Regions from separate parts of the Homo sapiens genome. Here region 1 is linked to region 2. The links are chromatin loops, found by intact Hi-C in ENCODE. Cell type or tissue: sigmoid colon. All regions are shown on one strand. Region 1 overlaps SYT6 (synaptotagmin 6). Region 2 overlaps OLFML3 (olfactomedin like 3).

Region 1 (2,500 bases), 110 kb after region 2:
TCAGCCATTTTTCACACTGAAAATCATATTATGTTAGCAGCGAAAGAGGCAGTGTGCAGAATATGTCCTTACTGCCAAGAACCCATGGTCATGCATTATTAGCAATTTGTCTGGGAGCTGACAGTACAGCTAAAAATCTGATACTGCTTTAGCTTTGAGCTGTCTCCTTTGTTTTTCATTCTTCCTATGGGCATTTGCACCTGACTTGTGGAGAGGTAGAGGTGTGAGCAGACCCTTCTGGGCTTCTGCAACCCCTTTCTCCTCCCCAGTTCTCCTAGGTCACAGACTGCCTCCTATCAGCCTGACTCTAACCCTTCTGTGAAAGGGGTGATGTAATGAGGCGTAATGGAGTGAAGGACAGGGCTGAGGCTGGGTGGACTTGAACCATTCAATCCTTCTTTAACCAGTCATCGCTGCAGCAGTCATAACCCCAGCAATATTTACTGAGCAAAGATCTGACCCCATGAATATTCTTGACCTGCCTGGGGGCTTTATGTTAATAACTTCAAAGTGAGTCAGTGTCCACTGCTCACCCATCCTTGGAGTGGGCTGAAGAGACCCAGTACTGTCCTGGGTGTCTGCAGGACAGAGCTCCAGAGTTAAGAGGTAGGTAGGTGGTCAAGATGGCCTTCCTGACCTGGAAGTGCAGCCCCTTCTGCTTCTCATGAGCGTTGAGGGTCTCCACTATGGAGTGAGGGGGCTGAGTAGAAGCTGCTACTATGCATCATGCATACATGGAGGTTTGGGGTCGGGGGAGGATGTGGTTCTCCCTCAATACAGCCATTCCTAGAAGGGCCGAGCCACCTGAGGAATAGATCACTTTCTATCCAGCATCACCTGCGGAGTAGATGGGAAACCCATGAAGTTCAGGAAGGACCCAGACCTACTAAACTACCTTAATGCTTTCAATTCTAAGGAAAGCTTCTGTTACCCTTCTCTGGGCTCGGTTCTTCATGGGCTTCTTAGGACTCCCTGTTCAGGCCAGCTGAAGATCTTTATGACTAACCAAAGGCCAGACAATCAGGTACCGATGACCACCATTATGTGACCTAGACCTAAGCAATCTTAGCATGTCAGCACTGGAGGCAGGCTTGGAAGCTGATCCAGTCTAACCTTCTTGTTCTCGCAAATAAGAAAACAAAGACAGAGAAGTCAAGACACAGCTAGCTAGGGGCAGAGCCAGAACCCGAAACCAGGTCTCCTAACACCCAACCAAGTGTTCTTTCCACTCCATCCTGCTGCTATCTCAGCATCTGGCCACACTAGGGGAAGAAGGAGACAAAAGGTAATAAGCAACCTAACGTCTTTGGGTCCACACCAGGTACTTACTCCTAACTCCAGGTGGCAGTCTCTCTGCTTGCAGCATCCACGTGAATGAAATCACAACCGAGGGTTTCCCTGGTGAAATATTTTAGATAAATAAATGCCTGGTTGTTGAGGCCACTGTGGCTTCTGACTCAAGTGTTTCTTAACCAGAAGGTGACAACACATGATTACTAATGCTCTTATTTAACAGACCTTCATTTTAGGAGTTCTACTTTTCTGTTACAACCTTTACTGTTGGTGAAAGGTACATTATAATCACTGGCTTCTTCCCTGAGTAAGCATGCCACTTAAACAACCTGACTGATAGGCCAGGTCAGAGGAGAAAACATAAAAGGACTACACAGAGTGTCTTTCTTCCTTTATGTAACAGCCCAAAGAGTAGTAGCAGGGAGCATAACTGTTTATCTAGAACAAATGAAGAAGGAACACTGGCTCCCCTGCTAGTCTGAGTTTTCCTATGAAGATAAACAAAGGGAGGAGATGGGGTTTGTGGACAATGGAAAGGCGAATGATTCCAGGAGGCTTACAGTGGCTCTGAAATGGCAGCATACCTGTCCCCAGCACACAGGGAGATTATTGTTTCAGAATGCCTGTGTTCCAGTAAGGTCTTTTGTTGCTCTGAAATGGGTCACGTTCCAACAGAGATTTAACATCTCTGGCAGATGATCTGAACCCGGCCCCCGTAATAAAATGCCTTGGAGAAGAGCGCTGGTCAACTCTGTGTGTGGTAACAATGATGACACATGGCTCTGGGCTGAGAGGGAAGGGGGCTGGTGCTGCAGCTGGGAAAGGCCACTTGTGATGGCTCAATGAATTTTTATTTATGAAAGAATCCCAGCAGGGAAAGACACCTTTTCAGTTAATTTGTTCCCCTCAGCCTTATTTTGAGCCCCAAACAAGTGAGCAAGTATAATGCCCTCTGTTCTCATTAATAAAAAAGAAATGATCACAGCACTTGAAAATCCCTTAAGAAAGGTTCAAGATAAATACAGAGGGCTTTGCGGATATGATGCCATTTATCTTCCCAGGAGCTGGAGGAGATTTCTTTATGATTATACAAATGGGAGATACAAGTTTCAGGAGCAAAGTTCTTGCTCAATATCCAGAACGGGAACGAAAAGAAGGCAGGATGTGAGCTCTGAGGATGAGCGGGAGGATTGCCTCCAAGCACAAT
Region 2 (2,500 bases):
TGGGACCCTCTATGTCGTCTATAACACCCGTCCTGCCAGTCGGGCCCGCATCCAGTGCTCCTTTGATGCCAGCGGCACCCTGACCCCTGAACGGGCAGCACTCCCTTATTTTCCCCGCAGATATGGTGCCCATGCCAGCCTCCGCTATAACCCCCGAGAACGCCAGCTCTATGCCTGGGATGATGGCTACCAGATTGTCTATAAGCTGGAGATGAGGAAGAAAGAGGAGGAGGTTTGAGGAGCTAGCCTTGTTTTTTGCATCTTTCTCACTCCCATACATTTATATTATATCCCCACTAAATTTCTTGTTCCTCATTCTTCAAATGTGGGCCAGTTGTGGCTCAAATCCTCTATATTTTTAGCCAATGGCAATCAAATTCTTTCAGCTCCTTTGTTTCATACGGAACTCCAGATCCTGAGTAATCCTTTTAGAGCCCGAAGAGTCAAAACCCTCAATGTTCCCTCCTGCTCTCCTGCCCCATGTCAACAAATTTCAGGCTAAGGATGCCCCAGACCCAGGGCTCTAACCTTGTATGCGGGCAGGCCCAGGGAGCAGGCAGCAGTGTTCTTCCCCTCAGAGTGACTTGGGGAGGGAGAAATAGGAGGAGACGTCCAGCTCTGTCCTCTCTTCCTCACTCCTCCCTTCAGTGTCCTGAGGAACAGGACTTTCTCCACATTGTTTTGTATTGCAACATTTTGCATTAAAAGGAAAATCCACTGCTCCTCTCCTGTGTTTGTTTGGGGTAGCCCTCAGATCAAACTTCCCCCTGACCATCCAGTTTCTCCCTCCCAACCCATCCCCACTCCTTGAGCCATATTAAAGACTTGGGCGGGGCTCCCTTTGCTGAGGAAGAGTTTACTGTGAGGCGCCTGGGGGAGGTGGCAGAATCCCGCCACTTTAGGAGGCTGGACGAAAGGCCTCCTTCCACACCCACCGCCATCCACAGCAGCCAATCCACAGCAGCCATCCTAGAACCTCAGTGGCACCGTGCCTCTGGCTGTGAGACACTGGGGCCCAGGGCAGAGATTCCAGTTCCGATTCTCAGAGGATTTTGAACTACAAAATGCATGTTAGTTGCATTGCATTCTAGTGTGGAAACCAGAGCCCTGAATGCCTGTGTTTTTAGTAAGAACTGAAGTCTCCCCTCTAAAGTGGACTCTGCCCCGCACCCCAGACCTCCACTCCCACCTCCAGCGTTGTGCTCCTGCAGGGCCAGGTTGCACAATCATTCTTGGTCTGGACCGCTCTGATTTTCCTGCTGCCACGGCGTCTGCGGTTTGTGCAGGGAGGAGGGGCAGTGACCGTGTCCCAGATGTTGGCCTTACACGGTCTGCAGCCTATTCTTGCTTTCCTTTTCTCCACTCTCATCACCCTCACCTACCCACTCCAGCCCTGAACCTGGCTGAAGCCCGTCAGGACTTCTGGAAACTTAACCCTCTCTGGCCCATACCCTGGCCTCTGGCGTTGGATTGCAGAGCGTAATGTGGGGAAGAGGGAAGGGAGAAGGGAGAGGAGGAGGAAGGCTCCAGGCTTTGGACTCCAGTCTCCAGGAATCTGCTGATTTCTGCACCAGGCCCCCACCCCAGCCTCACCCTCACTGCTGCATGCTCAGCTCGCAGGGGCAAGGCTGGCTGATGGGCAGGATCCACTGCTTTCATGAGGAGTCCACCTCAGGCATGCCTGGGGGTCCTCTTGGTTATTTGCTCTAGCCAAGTGCGGGAAGGGGGCACAGCCTTCTCCCCAAAGCACAGCCCTCCTTCCCGCCCCAGGTGGGGTGGCTCAGTCAGGGCCCTGTGAGCCTCCCTTTATCTTCTTTTCTTTTCTCCTCAGGCAGAGCTGCTCCAGACGTAGGTTGATGAGGATGGGGAAAGAAAGACAGTGAAGCACCTCAGAAAGGCGCTATTATAGGGAGACCGGGGCGGGCAGGGGCTCTCTCCCATTGAATTCTCTCCTAATGTGGGGCTGGCAACAGTAATCACCACCTGTCAGCCCACGGAAGGGTCTGCCCACAGAACAGCTGGCTGCGGCACACGTGGTGCACAGGGAGGGGTTGAGGGGGAAGGGCATTCTGAGCACAGGCCTGGAGAATGGGGTCTGGGCCACACGGCTGGCAGAGCAGTGTGGGGACTGTGGGTGCCCCATGTGGAAGGGGAGCTTGTCTGCTCCCTAGCGTGACTGTGTGTGTGTGTGTGTGTGTGTGTGTTGGGGGTGGGAGGTGCCTGTGTGTGGCAGAGGTGCTTGTCTGCTCCCTAGTGTGACTGCGTATGTGTACGTGTATGTGTATATGTGCCTGCATGTGGCAGGGGAGCTTGTCTGCTAGCTTGTGTGGCTGTATGAGTGTGTGATAGGAGGCTGTAGGGTCAGGCCGTGTCTCTGGAGTTACCTTGTTAGAGCACCAAACACCAGGAGCGGCTCTGATGCCCTTGATGAGAGCATAACCTGAGACTCCGTGTGTATAAGTGACGTCAAGGAATATGTATTTGAAGTACATTCTTAACG

What was found. Peaks named below come from ENCODE experiments on the same cell type or tissue, not always from the same donor. Only the 100,000 strongest peaks of a DNase experiment are listed, where the experiment ranks them.
Region 1: it touches region 2 in a loop (6-fold over the local background); 7 of 110 quality-filtered maps call a loop at or near these places.

What each region holds. Positions count from the first base shown.
Region 1 is chr1:114,092,406-114,094,905 of GRCh38, forward strand. It overlaps SYT6 (synaptotagmin 6), which reads right to left. Exons shown (of 8, transcript NM_001253772.2): 7 at 1,330-1,398. The coding sequence ends at 1,381. Among named protein-coding and RNA genes, the nearest start is that of SYT6, 60 kb to the right of the region's middle. In sigmoid colon, a CTCF peak has its summit at 1,319 (motif pointing right); a DNase peak (open chromatin) is centred at 2,056.
Region 2 is chr1:113,981,532-113,984,031 of GRCh38, forward strand. It overlaps OLFML3 (olfactomedin like 3), which reads left to right. Exons shown (of 3, transcript NM_020190.5): 3 at 1-722. The coding sequence ends at 238. Among named protein-coding and RNA genes, the nearest start is that of OLFML3, 3.3 kb to the left of the region's middle. RefSeq lists enhancers at 1-520, 1,776-2,500. In sigmoid colon, no CTCF peak of the experiment used is centred here; DNase peaks (open chromatin) are centred at 580, 930, 1,260 and 1,647; H3K4me3 peaks cover 2,310 bases; H3K27ac peaks cover 2,194 bases.